Regions from separate parts of the Homo sapiens genome. Here region 1 is linked to region 2. The links are chromatin loops, found by intact Hi-C in ENCODE. Cell type or tissue: Calu3. All regions are shown on one strand. Links, peaks and the distances in the headings refer to the core of each region. The heading gives the core; the rest is flanking DNA. Region 1 overlaps GDF7 (growth differentiation factor 7). Region 2 has its middle 82 kb from the start of APOB.

Region 1 (10,842 bases), core at 2,161-10,160, 280 kb after region 2:
AAGCGCAACCTCCTTGGCATGCATAGAAGATGCTGTCCATGACCTCATCCCTCTCTGCCTCTCCAGTCTTATCTCCCACCACCCTATATTCCAGCCATGTGGAATTCCAGTTCCCCACACATGCCATGCTCTTTCAAGCTTTGGTTTGCTTGGTCTTCTCCCCACAGTGTGCTGCCCCAGCTTGAAGACTCAACTGAGGCATCAACTCTGGGGAATCTTTCCTGCCTACTACTTCTGACCAGCTGCACCTCACCTGAGCTCTCAAATTGTCTTGTATACATGGGGTCCCCTTCTCCCCTCCCCCCAAGACTGTCTTATCTCTATTTTCCAGGTTCCTAATACAAAGTAGGTGCTCCATTTGTATTTGATGAACAAAGGAATGAGTAAGCAATTCAGTGTCTGAATGAAGGAGCACATTTGGTATATTAGGGAAGCTGCAAGTGACTACAGCTGGCCAACTAGGGGCTGGAGCTAGGCATAGCTCTGTCTTTCAGTGATAACAGAGGTCAAAGGATCCTTAAGATTTAGTTCTTGGTTTTTGTAGAAATTGCCACTATCTGTTCTTCTGAATATAAGATGTTGCTTTGTTGCCTTTATTTTTAGAACTAACAGAACTAGAACATAGCAGTTTTTCAGTGAAACACAGCAGCCTAGAGCAATATACATATATATCACATGCAGGTTTAGGTAGATATCCATTCAGGGTCTTAGTAATGCCACAGAGGAGGCTCTGTCTCCATTCAGCTGCTTGCTGTCAATTGAAGTATGATTATTGCACTTCCCCACTGAATCAACATACAGGCTGCATAGAGCCTTTTCTTAGAAAGGTCATAAACTCTCTCAGGATTCTGATCACATTTCATCAGCTACATTGGAAAGCCTGAGTCTATCTGATCTGTGTTTGTATTCATTCAACAAATACATCCCATATGACTACCATGTGGCTATTTGGAAACAACTAAGTTTATTAACTGGTCACTAGTCATTCAGTGACTATGTCTCAATAACTGTCTTCGTCATCCTCACCGGCCTTCATTCCAGTGTCCATCCCAACCTTAGTACACAAAACTTTCCTGGTAAGTCGTTTCAGTGAATTATGAGTGATCTATCACACAAGAGTCTCCCAGCATGGGGATCTTCCCACCAAATTCTTCTAAGTGCACTCCTGTACATCGTGAAGCCTTGCTGCCTTGAGAGAGCCACACTCTGGAGAGAGCTTAGGGACTAGCTCCCAGGGTCAGGCGTAGGTGCTGTCCTCAGAGCACTGCCGGCTGCTGGTGTCATATCTGTGTCAGGAAGGGAACGTGTTTTCTAATAAAAGGTTTTTGTCTTGTCTTTCAGCTTACATTTTATTATGGTACTATAGATCCTTGGTGTCCAAAAGAGTACTATGAAGACATTAAGAAGGATTTTCCAGAAGGAGACATTCGACTCTGTGAGAAAAACATACCTCATGCTTTCATCACCCATTTTAACCAGGAAATGGCAGACATGATTGCTGACTCCCTAAAGGATGACTTGTCCAAAATGTAAATTGGCCTGAGGAACAAGCCCCCACTGCCAGTACATGGAGGCAGTCAGTGTACTAGACTTAGTAGGTAAATGTTTAATTTTGAAGACTGATATTAGAAATGAAGAAAGTGAGAACCTTTGTCTTACAAACCAACTCTCCGCTCGCCATGTTATAGGCTGAAGTAAACACAGTTGATGAATCATTCCATAGGTTTAACCATACATTTTCCAAGACTCAGGGAACACAGTGATCTACACAGAGTCTTGTGTTTGCACAAGATGCCCAGTGGCACCATATGGTTTATTTTGGTAGGCAGGATCTTTGCAGATGAAAAAAAAATCTACATGTACTTGATTTTAATTGAGTTACATTGTAGAATAGGCTCCTCTGGAGGAAATTATGAAATACCTACTAGAAAATGTAAAATAAATCAGTGAATGTTAAGAGTATAGTTAGATATGTGAAGTGTATGAGATTATGACAAGGATACACTCATGTTCCAGGAGCAGGAAGTGAACCTGGGTCTCCTGTAAGACAGAAGATGAAGATGAGCCCAGGCTAACTTAGCACAGATCTTGGCTGAGATCATCAATGTGACGTCTAATGTACCTGCACTAGACAGAGAATAAAGTTCACCAGACATTACTCTGGTCAGCTAACCAGATAAAGAATTGTTGAAGGACCCCAACTGTGCCTCCTGCCACAGGACAACCAGCAAGTTCTATGCTGAGCCTTAGCCTCCCAGGTTATAAGCTCCCTGCAGGCTCCTCCTCTCCAGAGCCAGGATGGAGAGGCACTGGGCTGTCCCAAAGCAGGCTTGGATGTGCCAACGTACAGTTGCTCCTTCTGTAATTCTTGCACTAAAACTCCATTAAAGACCATCAATGAGCCAAATAGTGTGCTAGCCATTGAGGATGGAGTTCTTAGCTACTTAATGATTCTTTTCTTCTGGAAATCTTCTAGTGAATAATTTTTAAAAGCTTCTTTTAAACTGCTCAGTAAAACATTGCCATACATTAACTCTCCATTTCTGCATTAACTTCATTTGCTGGAAAGAAATTATTTTGTTAATGAACCAAACCCAGCCATTAAGTTATGTGAATTCACCTTCTCTAGACACATTGAGGTATGGCAGAGAAGACACATATTCCCTGGCCTAGAGTGGGCTGACAATATTGCTGCCTCCCCTAAATTGACTCAATCTTGAGAACCACATACTGCAGTGACAGTTGATCATGGATCAGAAATATTCCTTTTTCTCCTAGAGGAAATCCCTCATGGCATTATCATTCCCTAAGGACAATGAGATGTCCCTCCGCTCAAATCCTAAAGCCCCCTGATGAAAGATTTGGCTCTGATTTGCTGCCAACTTATTGGTAAGTGCTGAATGAGTTACTGTGCTTTGGCATAGCTTCTACATCACAGCAAGTGACTTCTCAGAGGGGAAAAGCCAAGCTCCAGACAAGGAGTGCTGTTAGCCCAAGGGGAAGAGCTAATAGATACATAGGCCGTAAGCACAGGGCTGTACACAGATCCTTTATTGGCATCTGCATGAGAGGCCTAGAAATCGGATGTTAGAAGCTAGGAATCATGGCTCTGAGCGCCTTGCATACAGGAGATACTCACTGATACTAAATCAAGGCATGTAAACAATACTGGGTAAATCATACCTACCAGAATAAAGAGTAACATTCAGAGCTTTTCTTTTATCTGTTATTTTAAATGTTACTCCATATTTCAAAAGTCTGCACGTATGAAATTGTGTCTTATTTCTGGTTTTTAGAGCCTAAGAAAGATACTCATTCTTAATTCCTATTTATCATCTGAAAACCAAATGAATTTTTGAAATAAATGTTTTACCAGCATTTCTGACCTGGTCTGGCCTGATCTCTGTGTTGGGCAAGAGAGGGTACAATTTGAGCAGTTCTCCTGAGTTAGACTCGGCTCAAAGTCTCTCTTTTAAAGTGAAAAGCCACCTTTCTCATTGCTTTTTTCATAGGTGGAAGAATCAGATTTCAAGAGACTGAAGTTCATTCTGTTTCATTAGGGATTAGACTAAAATGGACAAACAGTGGAAGAAATCCATTTTCCAGAAGCAGCTCTGCCTGTATGTCCCAGTCAACCACATGGATGGTCTTTGTGAAAGTTTTAACTTCCTGCAGAGTTACCGAGTGCTCAGCGATTGAGCTTTGACCACACCCGTGTTTGTTCCTAGTCTGTTCCCAGCCATAAGCATCTCCACAAGCCCTCTGTGGCTTGTGTGGCCTGATGTCCATGGCCACCAAGGGCCTCTCACCATACGCTTCTCCACTCAACCTTTGGAGAGACACGGACCACCAAAGGCTTGATTTTTCTTCATCCTACATTATATTCAAAACAAACAGGCTGGGTGCCGTAGCTCACACCTGTGATCCCAGCACCTTGGGAGGATGAGCTGGGAAGATCGTTTGAGGCTAGGAGTTTGAGACCAGCCCGTGCAAAAAACGAGACCTCGTGTCTAAAATAATTTTTAAAAAAGAGCAAAAAAAAAAAGCAATTTCAGATTAAAGGAGACTGAAGAGACATGACAATTGGACACAACATCTGATTCTGAATTGGATGTTTTTGTTATAAAAGACATTGTTGAGACAATTTGCACAACTTGAATGAGGTCTGAAGATTAGCTGGGAGTAAGATGCCACTGTTAATTTTCTGATTTCAGTGGTTGTACTGGGAAGAAGTAAGAGAGTGTCCTTGTTTGTACTGGAGACACTGAGGTATCTGGGGGTGAGGGGCATCATGTCTGTTTACTGTCAGATGGTTGAGGGGAAAATAATGTTCTTTGTACTTGCAGATTTTTTGGAAGTTTGAGATGTTTTAGAATTTGTAAAAATAATTATTTTTAAAACCCCACCATGCTATCTCCTGCATCCGTGTCTCATTGCTTCTTTTCCAAAAAGGCTATTTCCTCTTGTACGCAGTAAATGAAGACCTGGGTTCAAATCCCAGATCTGTCATTTGTTAGGTTTGTGACATAAGACTTCACTTCACCTCCCTGAGTCCCCCAGCTCCTCATTTTTTTTTTAATGGAGATAAAATGAGGTCATGCATATAGCATTTAGTATGTTGCCTGGCATATGGTGGATTCTCTATAAAATGGTACCTAAAGGAGGATAGCAAACTTGTTTTTCCTTTTTTCCTTTCATTTCTCTTCTCTTTAGTGTAGCAGAGGACCCTGTGGTATCTCAGTCCCTGCACTGTTTCACCAGGCTTGTAACTTGATTCTAGCAGTCAGCATTTTGGCTCTTACGCAGGGATAACACTTGCTCACCTGGCTCAGCTTTCTGGCCTCAGCCCATTCAGGCCTCCCTGCACACAGCCCAGGATGTTCTAACAGTCGATTTAGAAAAGATGCGGGAAGCAAAGCATTTCTTAGATGGCTTGAGACATCTTCATCCCTGGCCTTCTCTTGCAGAAGAGAAGAGGCAAGGATATATTTGGGCTGCTCCTTCCCTTAGGGGTGGGCCTTAAGGAGAGGTTGGAGGCTGGGACTGAGTGTGCTCTGTGAACAAATACATCTGTGGGACCTTGAATGAAGCTCTTCTGCAGGAGTGCTGAGGACAGCAAAGCTCATATGAGTGTTCTTCTAATCACTTTTTAAGAGGATTGAGATTCCTGCCTGTGCCCCATACAGACATGGGTAAGTGATCACATTGGCCCAGGTGAGGAGTGTCTGTGGGACATGGGTCTGGCCTCTCCCACCAGGCTGAAGGCATCTCTAGAGCAAGACCGGCGTCACTGAGTGTGATGCTGGGTGAGCATCCTCAGAGCACGAACGAGGGTCAAAGAAAGCTCTGGGTGGTTCTATGGTTCTATAAAGGGTTCTATAAAGACAAAGCTCTTGGAAGAGAGAAGAGGATGAGGTTGCCCCTAGTCCTAGAAGGGCAGGTAGAACTTGGATAGGTGGTTTGGAATAGATGAGAGCTAATCCAGATAAGGAGTATGCTGCTCACCCCAGCACCTTCACAGTGTCTCACTTAGGCCTCCCAATCCTGTGATGTTCTGACTATGCCCATTATACAGATTACCACTGAGGTGCCTTGCTAAGGACCTCACAGTTAATAGATGACAGAGCTGGGGTTCTCCTGTAGTTGCACATGTCCTCCAAAGTTCGTGTGTTAGAGACTTAATCCCCAATGCAACTATTGGGAGGTGGGTCCTAACAGGAAGTGTCTGAGTCATGAGGGCCCTTCCTTCCTGAATGGATTAATGCCAGTGATAAAAAGCCACAATATTAGGCTGCAAGTTTGATCTCTTGTTCTCTCATGCTCTCTTGCCCTTCCACCTTTTGCCAGGGAGGATGTAGCACAAAGGTCCTCACCAGATGCCAGCCCCTCAATCTTGGACTTTCCAGCCTCCAGAACTGTAAGAAATAAATCTCTTCTTTATAAATTACCCAGTCTCTGATATTCCATTATAGCAACAGAAAATGAACTAAGCCAGATTCCAATTCAGGCCTCTACTCCAGAGCCACCACTTCATCCCCTTTTTCCACTGCATCATGCTGCCTCCTGGAGGCCACAGTGGGCAAGCCTAGCAAAAGTGGAGAGCCGGGAAAGAGAGTCACGCAAAGGGCAAATGAGGACCCGATTGACAGAAGAAGTGACGAGTAGATCGTTGGTAACAAATGAGTAGTTTTAAAAGAATGAAAGCTATAACAGAGACCAGTTTTCAGACGGCAAAAATATGCATCAGGCAGTGGATTGAGAGAAAGCAAGCCCACATGCTGGGAGTCAGTGCTGTGGCTGCAGCCACATGGCCGGCACCTCTGCAACTCTTCCATAGCCACCTGGTCTTATGCCACGCACGGGAGCTTCCTGTGGACTCCTCTGTACAGGAATCACTGCTCCAGCTTTGATTACGCCCATCCTCTACCCCACCCCATGAGACGTGGCCTAAAATACCAACTGCTCCTGCCTCCCAGAGCGGTCCTTCCCACCCTTCCATGCCCTGCCAGTCTTCATGACCCCTGGCCTGGCCTGTGTCTACTGAATGACTTATCATTGCTGCGGGATTGTGTCTCTGCAGTCTGCTCCTCCCTGCCTCCACCAACACCCCTTCTCTCAGGAGAGTCCTAGAAGATGACCTTCTGTCTTAGTCATCTCTGTGCTGTCAGGGCATATCAAATATGGCCTGCTACACAGGGTAGTCTATAAATTTTGTTATCTAAATTAATAAAAAGTTTCTACCATACCTAATAGGCAAGCTGTGAAAAAGTGCAATTCTCACATTGGGTCGGACTACCAGGAAATCACATCTCTGGGCTTCTTCATCTTAAAACTGACACATCAGTGGGAGTGCAGACATGGACACTTGCTCTTTTATCCCTTAAGTGTTTCCCCAGCAGAGCTGTGCACAACTGGGTCAGATAGATTCAAGGATGTCTGAATCTTTGCAGACTGTTTGTGTCTGGCACTGGGGGACTGCAAGGAAGCAAGGCCACTATCCCTTGTGTCCCATTCATCTTGTCTGATATGGCTGCAACTGTTACTTCCATTCTTCTACAATTAGAAAACCTCTGGAGTTTGGGTATTAGCAACTACCAAATATGTAGTTTATTATTTGCTGAGCACTAACCCCGCGCAGCACCCCGAGTGGGAATTACAGCAACAATACACATGACTGTGCTCTGGGATAATCGAGCATTTTCATTTTGTGTTGCATTCCTCAAACATTCTGGCAAAGGGGCCTGTGCTGACCTCCCCACATTGGGACAGATTTCCTTGCTGGGTAAGTCTATGGGAAAATTCCTCTTCCCTGGGATGAGAATGTGACCCTGTGACTGGGCGTCCATTACAGCCAGGGGGTGCGGTGCACCTGCAGGGTCTCCCTCCCTCACAGAGGGACTAGAATCCCGCCTCTGCAAATCCATCCAGCTCAGGCTCTGCAGAACATCTGGGCTTCCTCCTACTGGCCACTGTGAAGGGCCACGCACCTGCATGTGATTAGGACTCGGCAGACACCCACAGCCTATAGGGCTGCATGCTGGTGGCACCTCACAGTGGACAAGTTTCTCCCCAGATCATTGTCCTTTCTGAGCAGATGAGTCACAGGGTTCCTAGGACACAAGAGCACATGCATCCATGACCACGTTGGGCACCACCCTCAATGGAACAGCAGTTGGAGGCATCTTTGCCTTGGCCTGCTTGGAAATGAGCAGGCATCAGAGGCAGATCCAGGACCTGACAGGACCAGGGAAGGAGTGGAGAAGTCAATCTTAGCCGCCTTTACCATTAGTCATGGACGGGCCTTTTAGATTTGCTCTTATCAGTGTCTGGGAAATTGGATAAAATTTTTAATGCCACTCCCGACTTTCCTTTCTCCCTGTAACTACTCCTCTACTGAATGTGTACTCTAACCACAGAATGCTGTGGTAGGTCAAATGGAGACTGAAAAATAAGAAAATGAAAAATGGACCAAAGATGCTTATAAACAAAGCATGACAAGACATTCCAGTTTTCGATGGCAGGGTCATAGAACTTACACATTGATTGTACCTGCCAAATGAGTTAGTTGGAAAGGGAACACAATTTCTCTTCCAAAGAAGAGACTCCTTTATTTATAATAGGAAATCGAGTGGTGAAAAGAAGGCAGGCTTTCTTGATCTTTCACCAGAGAGAGAAAGTTACATAACCACAGGGACCTGCATTAACAAACTGGGATATTGAATTCACCATGAACATGGGCTGCCATCACTGACGAAAATGTGGGTCACTCCAGCAGGCTTCATATCGCAAAAGAGGTAATCCTGGTAACAGTCACTAATAAGGCCAAGTCCCTGTCAACTTCCTACAATTCCTGCTCTGTCATTAGTCCTCTCCCAGAAATATTTAAGGAACACATGAAATAGATTTCTCCATCTGGGCAAAAGTCAGCTGTGAGAGCTGGGATAGCAACAGAACGCTGTGTGGTTGATCCTGTCCTGCTGCATCCTTCGTGGTGTCACCAAGCACAGGCTTTTGTACTTGTCTCGAAGAGTACTGGGCAAAAAAAAAGGCCTGTCGAATTTGCTGTAGGACCTTATTGGGTTCTGTGACGTATGTAATTGGCCTTGCAGAGGAAGCGGCTTCCATGGGACTTTATGCCTTGGGATTTCAGAGACTTACCTGTGCATCCTCCAGGTGGGGAGGGCTCATGCTTTCTGGAGTGAGACAGGTCCTGCAGCAGTCTGAGATGTATAAACACAGAAAACCTGTCCACCCAAACTGCATTTGGAATGACAGTGCTCACTCTACACATTATCATGCTCATTTCCCAAAGAGAAAATGTTTTCCACTGCATTTTGGCCTCCTTTCCTGAACCCAAGCTTGATGTTTTTTACCTTGCTCTGCAGTGACTTCATGCCGTGTGAGGCTGTGTGCAGCAGCATCATATACAGTTTCATACCAGTCACCAAGACCCAGGGTGCAGCCCCCCATACCAGAGGCCCACAGCCTCACACCTGATCTGACAATACAGGGGAATGATCGGCACAAAGGCAAGTGGAGTCAGGCCTGTTATGTCACTCTCACTATTAAAATGCAGTCAGTCCTAAGGCCTCAATAGCTGGTCGCTATTCTATTAATGAGGACTACAGTAACACAGAAAGGCTGAGTAACAAAAGCTGAAAATGTTTTCCTTTAGAGACCAGTCATGAGCGGTTTTATGAATAAAATATTTAATCAACTTATCTGTACAAAATATTAAAATGGTTAATGAAGAGTATACAAGCATGTTCAACAAATATATACTGCTATATAATAGTTAAGAAAAATAGAGATTGCTGTTTTACATGTCATTTACATTTCACTATGTACAATCTATTTAAATTTGAGAATATATATACACATAGGTTTCTACCAGCCCTGGGAGGGCTCCCTGCTAGCTGGCCTGGGCATCGGCAACACCTCACAATGTCAGCTTGCATTGCCCAAATAAACACCCAAGCCAGGCAGCAAGGAGACAGCCCAGCCTGCAAGCCTCGGAGTTCTGCTGTGGCTACACCAGCAGGAAGACTGCTGATGAAGGAGATTTCAGTTTGCCTTAAATGAGTTTCTAATGTCCCCCCACACTCCAATCTCCTTACTCCCAAGCCAAGCTAAGAAAAAGTGGGTGTCACTGCAAAGCGAAAGGATTTCTATCCCCTCACCAAAATAATTCTTTTTGTCTTTAGCTGCTGAGGAAATGGCATGTTACTGAGCCTTGATGGCATTACTGGCACTTTGAGTTTTACCGTTTCCTTAAAATCACAGTACTGGAATCAGATGAAATTTGCTTTCTAAGCTGCAGCCACTCGTCATGTGCAGAATTCTGCTGCCCACCCAAGTCCTGCTTAAACAGCCGCATTTTATAAGCTGGTACGGGAGCTCTGCAACAACCTTCACAGAGAAAGGATCTGCTGCTTTATTTGTATACAAAAAGAAAAAGACAGTCCAAACTTTTCAGAATCCCTTATTGTCATCTGCTGAAAGGGCAAGTTGTAGTTAGCATGTTAATCCTTGTAAAAAATGCATTAACTTTTCATTTAGGGTGAAATGCTTCCAGCTAAAAGACCTAAAGTGACTCAATTATGATTCTTCGTCAAAGAAAACATAAAAGCTGTTTGCATTACAGTGTAAAGTGAAATACAAAAATAAAATTATTCTAAGGATGCTCATGTTTAATCCATGATTTATCCAAGGCAGAGAATGCCAGAGAATTCCTCTCTTGAGAGTCTCTGTTCCTGGCTTAGAACACTTGAGTATTTCCCCTCCAGAAAACATATTTTATCCTGAGCTTTCTTTCTCACTGAACTGCATCATCATTTTCTAAACAGAATGCTGAAGAGCTGACTTTGAGTCTGACAGGCCCTGACCCAGGAAATGAGCCCTGCTTGTGGGCAGCCCCTTCCTCAAGCCAGCCTACTCACCCCAAGCCCAGCTGCTGCTGCTGCTGCTGCCCCAGGCCAGGGGAGGATCCAGGACACATGTGCGTTGTCTGGCCTTGGCAGCCCTCAGTCACTCAGAGATAAAAAGGTGCAGGCAAGGGGAGGCCCTCAACACACCTGGTCACTGCTTTTCAGACTCATTCACCAAAAAATCCAGGCATGGGCTGCCCATAGCCCATGAGCGGTCTCCCCAGGATGACCTGTGAGTACTAAAAACCAGAGAAAAGGTGTGTGCAGTTGCACCAGCTCACCAGCTTCGGTGCTGTCGCTTCCCATGTTGCAGCTCAGGAAATGTCCTCGAGGGAAGTTTAGCCCCGTTTGCTTTGGATTCGTTCCTGTTTCCTTCTAATTCAGCAGGATGCCTGTTAACGAACCTTACTCGGAA
Region 2 (12,444 bases), core at 2,179-10,178:
CAAGCTTTGCCAACTGCTGGCCTCGGCCACCAAAGCGAGCTAGGCAAGCAGTGGCCAGGCTAAGGGACACTGCCTTGGAAACCGAAGCTCACCAATGCCTCATGTTCCTCCCTCCTCACACACCAAAATGCCATGTGGGGTAAGATAAAGGGCAAGGGAGGAGGGCTGAAGGACAGGGCATTTAGCTAAAGAAAGTCTTCAATAAAGGAATCAATTTGGAATTATTGAACTGAACCAAACTTTAGTTTTGTTTTGCCCCATTACCCAGTGAGTAGGAGTTCATGTGGAATATCAGATCAGTTTTAGGAAAATAAAGAAAGAACCATGCCTTTTTTCAGTGTGGTTAGCATGGATAAACTTATTGTTGCATGACACATTAGTCAAATGTCCAATCCAGTGCTGTTTAGCAAAAAACAATTTTTTTTTTTTTGAGACACGATCTCGCTCTGACACCCAGGCTGGAGTGCAGTGGCGTGATCTCGGCTCACTGCAACCTCTGCCTCACAGGTTCAAGCGACTCTCATATCTCATCCTCCCAAGTAGCTGGGACTACAGGCACAAGCCACCATGCCCGGCTAAATTTTGTATTTTTAGTAGAGATGGGATTTCACCATGTTGGCCAGACTGGTCTTGAACTCCTGACTTCAGGTGATCCACACAACTCAGCCTCCCAAAGTGCTTGGATTACAGGTGTGAGCCACCGCACCTGGCCAACAAACAATTTTTGAGTGCCGCCTGTCACATGTTCTGTGTTCGCTGAGGAATTAATGGGCTTCCCATCATTTAGCAGGAGCCCATCATTCAGAAGCATGAAAGACACCCACCTTGGTATTAGAGTGTTGTTCAGGACAGTCCAGGGAGGAGTGCCAGGCTATGGGGCACACCTGTGGCTGAGTGTCCCTGCACCCCAAAGCTCTCTGAAAGGGGCAATGCACATGAAAAACTTCACGTCCCCAAAATATGAGGTTCAAGTGGAAAAAATTGTCACCATGAGCCTGTATCACTTTTTAAATAAGAAACACAAATACACAAAATGATAGAGCCACAGATTCCAAGAGTGATGAAACTGGAAGAGATTTTGGCACTTTCTGCTCTTGTCCCTCATTTAACTGACGGGCGCACTGAAGCACAGCAAAGAAACCTGATGCCTTCTTGTTCACACAACAAACCACAGGTGGAGCTGGGACTTGAAACAGCGCACCGCTCCTCAGCAATGGGCAGAAATAAGTCAATTTTAAGGAGATACTGCAAAACTAACTGAAGCACACAGATGTTAAGGAGATAAACTTTAAATAGAAGAACCTCTTTTTGGTTCTCTGGGGCTGGGACTAAGTTGAAGACACATGGTCTAGGAAGATGTGATCAGAGGGGCTGAGCACCCCGCTGCCACTCAGAATTATGGGACCATTCACAGAGGCGTTCTGCTCCCAAAGAGGCAGAAGTGCCTTCTGTGCCCTCATGGCTCTTTCCCCAGCAGCATTAGCCTGGCTGGATTCACTGGAGGAGGGCAGGGTATAAATGGAACTAATACTTGGAATGCTAGCTCCCTTAAGCTGCAAACTATAAAATGTGTACTACCTAATTATTTTGACTTAGGACTTTTTGTTCTTATTCTGCTGAGATACCTTCTCTGTTCATAATGTGGGACCAACCTGCAGTTACATGTCAACAGGTACAATCTTGCAAAGAATCAAAAAACCAGAGCCCTGGTTGCTTCCTTGACTCTAATACTAACTTGCTCTAGAACCTTTGCAGTGTTCTTTAACCTACCTGGATCTTTCTTTCTAGGCAATGAAGGTATTAAACCTCACACTCTCCACTAGACTTCCAGCTCTGCAAACCTGGGCTTTGATGAATGATGCAAGAGCTGGCATCCCACCTACCCTGTCTTAACTGTAGAGACAGCAGACAGGACAACAAAACCAGCTGCCCCCACTCTTGGACTTAATTCTTTGGCCTTCAGGAAATCTTGGCTCTCGCTTCTCTCCTCAATGTCATTCATAGCCCTTCAGTGTTGGCCTTGTGGGCTGGGAGCGGTAAGGAATGGTAAGCCAGGAAGACTTGAGAACATTTTCCCTGGCGGTCAGGAAAGCACATCAAAAAGGACGCTGTTTTCCTTCTTTTCTTTCCTCTGTGCTTCCTTAAAACTGAAGTGAATGACATCACAACAACACAAAGTTGCCAAGACATACTCTACAAAAATGTCCTCACATGGTTACATTTTCTGCAAATTACAGCATTTGGAGTATAAATCAGAGTAATTGTTTAAATCAGAGTGACTGTTGAAACAGATTTCCAGTGATCAAATCAAAAACGCAATCATTCTTGCGGTTCCTCCGGTGCTTGGAGCCCCACGTACTTCTGAAACTGTCGGTTGTCAGTTACAAGGAGTGTTTACATTAACATACTGCCCGAACAGAGAAAATATATATTTTAAGAAGAAAATGTGAATCCAGGGTTACAAGAATGTTTCTGAAACAGCTAAGTCATCTTGTTTCAAGTAAAACCAGATGTTTGCATCAAGAGAAAGCCAATCATTTCTTTTAATTATGCTCAATGGCCAGGCCACCAAGAATACCCACATGTGTACACATAAGCCGGTGGAAATCAAAGGCTTTGTGACAGAGAAAGCAATCAGCAACTTCCAGACCACCAAATGGCATCCCAGCACCAGCTCTGGGCACTGTTTGAGCTCCTTCTCTAGGAGAGCACTCGGTGAGATGAGACTTGCTTCCCCCAGCGCCAACATCTCATGTCCCACCTCTGTCCCTAAAGAGTCCAGCACAAGGCCAGGGGTGAATTCCCTAGTCAAGATTCAAGATTCAGGGTGAGGGTCAACAGAAAAGGAACCTGGACAGTTAAGCTGTCTTCTTAAATGCCTTCCCAGGCCACTTCTCTATCAGGAAAGCCTCAGAAATATCTTAATGCTGAAAGAGGTGCAGTGGGGGCTCATGCTCTAGCCTGCATACCCAGATGGTAGAGGAGCCTGAGTTCATGGGAAACTTACCTGCTAGCTTGGCCTACACTCTGAAGCACTGTGGGGGTTTGATGGCACTGGTGGGAAGTCACACTCCGGCAGGTGGGCAGAGGGGATGGCGTTGGGGATGTCCACTTCCCTCTGATGGCTGCTGGGCTCAAGTCAGGGAAAAAGCCCACTTTCCAGTGTGGAGACTCCAAGCACAGTCATCATTGCCTGCTACGGTCTTCACTGGTGGAGCACAGAGACTTGGCACTAGAAAGACTCCGTTGTCAAAACGTTCCCTGTGAAAAGAAGAGAGTGGCCATGGCCCCAAAGCTTCCTCCCTGTACAACCACAGTGCCTGAGCTTTCCCTAGGTGGTAGTTTTGAATATTTGTTCCAAAAATCACTGCAGAATTATACTGCAGTGTTTCTCCTAATAGTAGTGCAAAAACTTAACACACACTTTGAGTCTGTTCCCCGAACCACGTTGTTTAAGCACGAGCTTCACAGTTTTTACTATCTACTATTATTGGTTTTAAGTTAAAATGCCTTCTTTTCTTGTCTTTTCTATTTTGTTTTGTATTATTTTTACTTAGATTATTTAGTCTTTTCCTAAGAAAAATTATTCATGAAATCACAGGTAAGGTATGCTAATTGTATATATTTGTAATATGTGTTAAATACATAAGCATTAAAATAAAAATATTTATCTATGTTTTGGCTAAAATCATTTCACAAAACACTATCAGTACTTGTCCATGGTTTTGGGAAATGCCACTTGAAGATATTTTGTAGAATTATAGCATTTCTTTCAAACCTTTCATCAGATTCCTTTAAATGACACAGCAATAAGCGATTTTCAAGGCAGTAACACTGATCCATGGCTCTGGGAGCACTGGAGCCAGCTCTCAGCATATTGATTGGCATCGGGGGGGAAGTAAGCCCCTGCTTTGTTCTGCCTCATTATAAACAGTGGCCATTTCCTATCAAGAGAATAAGGGAGGGACATCTTCTCCAGGATGCATTGTGAGGGTTGTAGACAAGTACTCAGATATGCATGTAATGTTTCCTCCCTGTCTTCATTTGTGCCCCCAAATTTCCATGATTATTTCTGTTTTTCTCAAAATGGTTCCAGCATAGGAAGTTTTCAAGGAAAGTGAATCCTGTATCATTATTAAACTAAGAGCTCTGCTTTGAACTTAGCCCAGAAGTCAGACCCACGTCTGTGGAGCAGGCATTTGCTAATCACTTCTTGGCTGCGGTTGACTGGTAATGTCCTCAAAACCAAACCATCATGGGGATTCTTGAAGTCAGAAGGGAAGCAAGTTGTTTAAAAATAAAACACTCCCTACTTTGGGCCCCCAACTCTATAAGATAGCAGCTTAACAGTCTAAATGATTGTTTTGAAATGTGCTTTGACTCCAGTTTTGCTAAATGTTTACTTGGGTCTTTCAACCTCATTGATTAAATATCCTGACTTGATTCCAGGCCAACCAATCCTACCATGTAACAGTGGAGTTCCCTTGCCCGATGTGCTTCATGCATGGTGCACTGTACACTGTTACTTCATAGCTCGGAAACTTCATCTGAAGGGCCATTTCTGAGACTCTACTCATTCATTCATCCATTCAACCTTTTAACACACAATTATTAAGCACCTATTAAATGCAATGGTCCAAGATAATTTGCTATGGGAGATTTGAAGATGCATTGACCATGAATATGAAACCTCTAACCTTGGAGAGACTTCAGGTCCATATTTCTGCAGACAATTGACCTTTATCAATCCCAGGACAATGCTAAGGGACATTCAGTCCCCCTTTGATTTACTAGAAATAAATCTCAGAACAATGCAACATGCTCTTTAAGTAAGAGTTTTTTTTTTTTTTTTAAATCACTTATCTTGCCTCTTGCAAGAGGTTGAGTCAAATGCTGAAGGGAATTTAACTAGAGTCTTAATTGGAAATGCAAAGAGTTGCTGATACCATCAAAAAAGGAAGAAGCTGAGGGAAGTGACAAGACAAGCTCTTCTTTCTAAACATCTGGTCCCACTCTCTCAACAGCTTCATAAAACACTGTTCAGAGCCGGCAGATGCATCAAGAGTACCTGGCATACAGCTACGTACCCTGAAGCAGGTGGACCTCATCAAACTTTGGCTACAAAGTAGTTCCCTATTAGCTTGCCCTTTGATTTACATTCTCGCATGAGAGTATCTCCAGGCAACGCATTTGAACAGCAGAGGCCTTTGCAGAAAACTCACAACACATGTGAGTTTTTTTTTAACATGTGGGATGCTACTCCACCTGGGGGTAAGGCTCACCTTTTGAGAACAAGAAGAGGGGAAAATCTGGACAGCCACAAGCCAGTCAACAAACCCAAATTGGATGCCGTGGCTGCAGTGAAGTATAGAGCTCACCACCAGAGGGCAGCAGTGCACACAGACACAATGTAACCTCCACATTGGAGGAGAAAACAGGTGGAAGAGGAATTAGCAATGTGCCCAAGGCTCACAGTAAGTACACACAGATGGAGGCTCAGAGCCCTGGCCTCTTACTCCCAGCCAGTCCTCCTCCACTTGCCCCCAAGGTCTCAGGAAGAGGTCATTGTGGATGGTTAGGCATCTTTATTTTACAATTGAAGTTGCCTGGTCAGACCTTAGCATCTCCTCCCAGGGAGCATGAGAGCCCTCAGCAATTCTGAGATGCTGGATGCTCTAACTTTTTTGACCTTGACCCATGGTAAGAAATACATTTAACGTTGCAAGCCACTTTTAGTATACTGTCTATCATGTGCAAAACAGCAGCACATTTTTACAAAGCAATACCCTTATTTCTCAATTCTGTCTCTTTTTTTTAATGCTAGACAGGTCTTCATCCACTACTCATATCACACTCTACTAATTGGTCACCAGTGCTGATTCAAAGGGTGGCATGGAGAGTGGCCCTTCAAAGAAAGTAGGCTGCCCCAGTCCTCTGCTCTGTTATCCCTGGATGCTACAGGCCCTGCAAGAGCTTAGGAGGGGTCTAGGGAGCTGAGCTCCTCCCATCTAAGAGGGAGAATCATGGCCCAGGGAAAGTACCATAGATAACCTTAACGGATAATTTAGCTTCATTTTGCCTATGTCATTCCTTCATTCATTCCCTCAGCAAACATTAACTCACCACTGAGAGTTTAGTCCTGTCCTTAGCCAGCCCCTGCCAGGAGGTGGTGACATGTGGTTTTAAACATCCACAGCCTTCTCCCGCAGCCTACAGGTCCCAAGACCTCTGTGGGTCCTGATCCTGAAGTTTGTGTGAAGGAGAAGATGGGAAGAGTGAATGGGGAACAATCTGAGGCAAGAGGACCAGAAGATGCTCATGGCTCAGGGGCTGGACCAGGCAGAAGCTGCAAGGGGAATTTTCTGACTAGAGGCTGGAATCTCAACACATGGGCTCAGAAACAGAGGCTCCATGACGCTTCCTCCTGCCGCCAACCCATGCACCTCCCGACTCAGAAGCAACCCCCCCGCCATGGGGCACAGCTCATAGATCTATTCTTAACGTCTTTCCTGAGACTCTGCCAAGTATTTCACTTGCTCAATTTCATTCCCTTGCTCCCTGCATGTTATTTTATGAAGAAACTCAAACGAGGAGACATCTATCAATTATCAACCCCCAAGTGATCCTAAAGCCCTGCTTAAATGCAAGGGCGAGATTTTAAATCTAATTCCCTGATGTCTGGGGTGAATTCCTGGTGAGGTCCCACAACTAAACAGAGAGCTTCCTGCCTCAATTCTGGAATTCATCTCTGCTAAGGGAAGAAAATGCATGACAATAAAAATCTGCCAAGCCCTAAAGCTAGGGCTCTGTCCTGAGGATGCTAGCTCAGCCCTCTAGCTTGGCACTGTTCTCTCATCTCCCATCTGCAACTGTAGCCCAGAAGACAAAAATGACTCAGAAGAGAACTGGTTCATTGCAAGTGATATTTATTGGGTGTCTACAGGTTGCAAAGCAGTGAATTTAGCATCAAGGAAAATAAGAAGATGAGTTATACCCAATTACTTCTTCAAGTTTTTCCACAGTTGGGTAGAGGAGGTAAGATAAGCCTTGGCTTGAGTAGCAGCCCTCTGAGAACCCATCCCTCTCTCACCCAGGGTACTGGGCCCTTTTTTGACCATGCTTCTTCCCTGAACCTGTTCTTCGCTTACCACATGAGATTGTATTTGTTGGCTCACCTGTCTGCTACTCAAGTAGAATGCCATTTCCTTATGAGCGGTTTGGAGTGATGCTCAGCTACTGGCTTCAAAAAAGAAGGAAGGGGCCGGGGCCCCAGGAATACAGGCACTTGAAGGTGAAAAAGGGAAGGGAATGAATTCATCCCTGTATTAGCTTGTTCTCGCATTGCTGTAAAGAACTACCTGAGACTGGGTGATTTATAAAGAAAAGAGCTTCAATTGATTCACAGTTCCTCAGGCTGCACAGGAAGCATGGCTGGGGAGGCCTCAGGAAACTTACAATCATGGCGTAAAGTGAAGGGGAAACAGGCACATCTTACACAGCCAGAGAAGAAGCAAGAGAGATCGAGGTGCAAGGTGGCTACACACTTTTAAACAACCAGATCTTGTAAGAACTCACTCACTATCACAAGAACAGCAAGGGGGAAGTCTGCCCCCATGGCCCAATCACCTCGCACCAGGCCCCTTCTGCAACATTGAGAATTACAGTTCAATGTGAGATTTGGGTGGTGACACAGACAGTTCAATGTGAGATTTGGGTGGTGACACAGACAGTTCAATGTGAGATTTGGGTGGGGACACAGAGTTGAATTACATCAGTCCTAGAAAGGAATACAGCCTTGCCAACACCTTACTTTTAGCCCAGTGAAGCCCATGTCAAACTTCTACAGAACTGTAAGATCCATGTGTGTTTTTTGAAGCCAGCAAATTGTGGTGACTTGTTATAGCAGCGATGGGAAGCTAAGACAGATTTTGGTCATTTTCTTTGAAACAAGTACTCGTGATTCTCTTCTGTGCTTCAGGGGAGACATCACCAGGTGAGACAAAGGTGACCTTCTCTTGGAAAACCAAGGCCATAGGAAGAATTGTCTGGTTCTGTCCTAGCTGGGAAGGAATTGGAAGCTGGTTCTTTAAGGGACAAAGAGAAGAGGTCTGCCTCCAGGGAGTGGGATCCTGAGGCTGGAGGGTGGAAGGGGTCCCTATCCCATTTGCACACAGAGTTGGAGAGCAGTTGGACCTGCCAGAGGTGCCACGGAGATGTGGCTAGGAGCATCAGGGCTGAGCCTACCCTGGAAGTACCCCTTGCAGAGCTCGGCAGAGTAGGAACAAGGCTGACAGTGGAGCCAGCTGCCTTCTAATGAACCACATGGCCTGGGCAAGAAACCACAGCTGTGCACCATTCACATCTGCAGCTGTGGCCTCTTCCACACTTCTCCTGAATCACAAAGCCCTGAGGTTCTCATATGACAGTGAGGGACAGGGAGCCGCGAAAAGCAACAGATATTAGACATCAACTGTGGTAAAAAGAGTCCTTCTACTAGATTTAGTAGTGCTGTAGAAAAACAAAGAATTACTACCTTTTTGTAGGGGGATGGGGAATGTACACCTGATACATAGTGCCCTCTGATCATCACAGGTGTGAAGTCCTGGCTGAGCAGTGCCAAGCTGAGCCCAGGAGTGATGGTAGGTACAGGGGTGCTGTGCCTCCGGGGTGTCCGGAACCTGCAATGCTGCTGCTCATACCCACACTTGCCTTTCTCCAAACACCAGCCCAGGGCACATCATCGAAGACTCTGAATAAATAAAGCAGAGCAGAGAGTGGAACTCAGTTCTGACTCTGAGCCCTGATTGAGCTTCCGTCATTCTAGAGCTGTGCCTTCTCCAGGGTTGTAAGCAGCATCAGGGTGCCAGGGAGGCCTGTCGGTCAGCAGCCCTAGCTGGCCCTGCCCACATGCCCATCACACCAGGCCATTCTGCTGTTCTGGTGCCACTCTCACCCCTAGGGAAGCCCAGTGCGCGGTCCCCACCTCCTCTGCATGTTGGCTACCTTCTCAGGATGCTGTCTCATGGGTATGTGGGCATCCGCTGCTGCTCACAGAACCCTCGGACCATCCTCCTGCCCCACCCACTGCCAGAAATCTTTTTTTGGATTAAAGGAGAAGGAAGATGGGAAGTCCCTCTGTCTTCATGTTTCTTCCAAAATCTGTCTCCTTCTCTCTCATTTTCTTTCTCTCCTCAAACCTTCCAGACAACCAGCACTATCTTTTCAATAGTTTCAGACTCTTTGGGAATAAAATCCAGGAAGGAAAGTGTATCTTGCAGCAACTTTTGTTTTTAAGCTAACCACAAACACCCCCTGAGATAAGGATGCCCAGGGCCTCTAACTGCTTGAAAAAGGATGGGAAACTGGGAAAATACAGGGAAAGGTAAAAACACCAAATCATATGTTGAAAAAGTTACCCTGACACAATAAAAATAATAGCTGTAATTTCTGCACCCACTTTTTAAATAAATCTTTCTTGAGTGCCCTCTCTCTGCCAGCATCATAGGGTGCCCCAATGCAGTGTTCCTGCTCTGGCAGTCTTTCCTGCTAGGACCGGGAGCCAGACAGCACGCATAGCCAGACAGCACACATAAACAAGAAATAAGAAAACATCCCACCATGGAAAGGGAATAGAGGGCGCTCTGATGGACCAGAACTGGCCACTGCATTTAGAGGGGGCATCACACCCCTCTGGCGTTTAAGCTGAAACCTGAATGGGAGGAAGGACACATAGATAGACCCTGCGCTGAACACCTGTGATTGTCTTGCTCATGTATCCTCCCAGCCTACCTGCAGAATCTACATCCTTATCTCCATTTTGCAGATGACGAAACTAAGGTTCATAGAGATGAAGTTTCTTACCTTAGATAATACAGCTGACCACAAAAGAGCAAGAACCGGACCTGGGGTCTGTCTAGCTCTGAAGCCACAATCCCTTTGAAAATACTAGGAGGGGGAGGGGGATCAGTTGCATCCCTCTTGGAATTTTCCCAAATGTTCTAAACAGAAATTGTTTTTTTCCCACCAGGTGCTGACATTTCAATCTTTCCTCCCTAGTCCACTGGAAAAGGCAGCCGTCCCCCATGTGAGAGGATAAAGTTGTCCAACAGCCCCCGGCTGGGCCTGCTCTGGCTCTGGCTGGCCACCGGCCCACCCTCCGCAGCTCTGCCCTGTGGGCTGGCCGGGTGGGGAGAGAACTCCACAGGCCAGATGGGCTGAGCGGAGCCCAAGGTGGCTGGCTGTGGGTATTCAAGCCTATTTTTATTCACAAAAATCTGTTCTGGATTTTATTCCGCTTTGGGGCAAGGAGAGGTCAACTCTCTTCACCTTTGCTGTAAGATGAGAATACGGCAGGAAATGAAGTGACAGGGAAGCCAACTGGGAAGAGGGAGAAAGGGCAAATTACTGGGAAATTAGAAACCTGTGTTCAGATCAGAGGGGAGGGTGTCAACGCTCCCGCTCCCACCGGGGCCCTTCTTCCCGAGGCCAGGGATGCAGAGACGCTTGACAAACCCCATGTGAGGGGACGGGTGCCACTCAGGTGCTGGCGGCACAACACACACACTGACCCAGCCCAGGCCTCCAGAAGGAGGTTCCAGCTTCGATCTGGTGCTCGGTCGCCTGCGCCTCCCAGCTCCAGTGGGGTTGCCGGAAGAAACTTCCCTAGAGAACAGAGCCAGGAGCCCCATATTGCTGGCGGACTGCCTGTCTCCATGTGCAAGGCCCAGAGTTCCTGTGTGTTCAGGTCAAACATACGTGCAGTTACATGGAAACTCAGATAAGGCAGCTCTCTGCTCCTCGCTGTCACCGAGAAGTGACTTCACCTCTTCTGTACCCTTCAAGGCCCATCTCAGAAGCTCCCCCCTCCACAGCTCCCTGAGCCAGTGTGGAGACTGCACTCTGGGTCCTGGCATCACAAAAGCTGGAAGATACCAGGCAGGCACGAGGCACTGCAGAGGCATAGTTTTAATGGCGTCCAGAACATAATTATTGAGCACCTCTTCAGTGGCAGGCACCATGCCAGGAACTGAGACATAGATGAGTTCTGCCTCAAGAAATCCAACAGTGTGGTGGCAGGAGTCACTGTGCACAATTCCACATAACAGAGGGCAGTGGGAAACGCGTGAGCTGACCTTCCGCAGGCACAGAGAGGGACTCCCTTCAGCTGAACAGACCAGGGAGAGCTCGTTGGATGACGAGGCATTTGAGTGAGGCCTTAAAAGACAGGTGGAATTATATTTTATTTTATGTTGGTTTTGCTTGGTTTTTGCAAAGAGAAATATGGTGGCAGAGCACAGCATCCCAGGAGGAAGGGAGCATAAGCATATTATGGGATGGAACACTTTGGGTTCTAGGGTACCCCTGTGGGGCAGTGGGTGGCACAGGGGCTCAATCAGCACTGGCTGCCATCACAGAGTACTGCAGACTGGGGGGTTTAAACAACAGAAACTTCCAGTTTTGAAGTCTGGAAGCCCAAGATCAAGGTCTTGCAGAGCTGGTTCCTCTGTCCTTGGCTTGCAGATTGACACCTTCTTCTGCATCCTCCCATGGTCTTTCCTCAGTGTACATGCATATCTCTTGCCTCATTTTTTGTCCTAACTGGCTCTTCTTATAAGGACATCAATCATATTGGATTAGAGCCCACCCTAACGGCCTCATTTTAACTTAATCACCTCTTTAAAGGCCCTGTCTCCAAATACAGTCACATTCTGGTGGACTAGGGGCTTCAACATGTGAATTTAGGAAGACACAATTCAGTCCATGACACACAGCATGCCCAAGGAAGGGAATCCATGGGGCATAGGAAGGAGGAGCAATGCAGGGGGTGAGATGGGGAGAACCTTAGATTGAGACCAGATTTTATAATCTATTGAATGCAAGACCACTTTGGCTTTTATGCTATGGGTTACTGTTACCAAACTATGCCCCATACTCTGCCATATGCAATAGGAGTTAAGAGAAGAAAAGACAGGGCGCTAGTGTCCCATGGTCAAGCTTGGGAAACCCATTCTGCCCCTGCAGGCTCCACAGAGCCCTTGGGTTGCATCCTCAAGAGGGAATCACACCCACTGAAGCCAACTGTTAAGGAACATCTCATGGGACAAACATCCCTTAGCATTTACTCCAGGAAACACTGTTGAAGCTAACGGGGACCCTGTAATGATTTTTGAATGAGGAGCAATACAATCAAATCTTTATGTGTCAGGTGATGGCACTGGAGTTGGTGCCCTGACAGAGAAGTTTAGACAGCAGCTTCTGGGCAAGAGTACGTTTCAGCAGGCCAGGCCTCCAGACACAGGGTAGCCTGGTGCCTGAGCAGAGCTCGCTAGAATCCAGGGAAGCCCCTCTGCTGCCTCACCAACTCTCTTCCATTCAGCAGCTATGAATGAGGCCCCTATTGCACGCAGGCACTCTGGCCTGCCCGGCCTGCCAGTCCCCCAGCCT

What was found. A loop is a pair of places that touch in the nucleus more often than their neighbours do. Peaks named below come from ENCODE experiments on the same cell type or tissue, not always from the same donor. Only the 100,000 strongest peaks of a DNase experiment are listed, where the experiment ranks them.
Region 1: it touches region 2 in a loop (11-fold over the local background); 28 of 110 quality-filtered maps call a loop at or near these places.

The regions. Positions count from the first base shown.
Region 1 is chr2:20,677,594-20,688,435 of GRCh38, reverse strand. It overlaps GDF7 (growth differentiation factor 7), which reads right to left. Exons shown (of 2, transcript NM_182828.4): 2 at 9,193-10,842. LDAH (lipid droplet associated hydrolase) reads left to right here. Exons shown (of 7, transcript NM_021925.4): 7 at 1,342-4,405. The coding sequence ends at 1,533. Among named protein-coding and RNA genes, the nearest start is that of GDF7, 16 kb to the right of the region's middle. In Calu3, for the core only: a CTCF peak has its summit at 6,145; no DNase peak of the experiment used is centred there.
Region 2 is chr2:20,956,091-20,968,534 of GRCh38, reverse strand. No RefSeq gene overlaps it. Among named protein-coding and RNA genes, the nearest start is that of APOB, 82 kb to the left of the region's middle. RefSeq lists an enhancer at 5,432-5,481. In Calu3, for the core only: a CTCF peak has its summit at 5,358 (motif pointing right); a DNase peak (open chromatin) is centred at 5,384.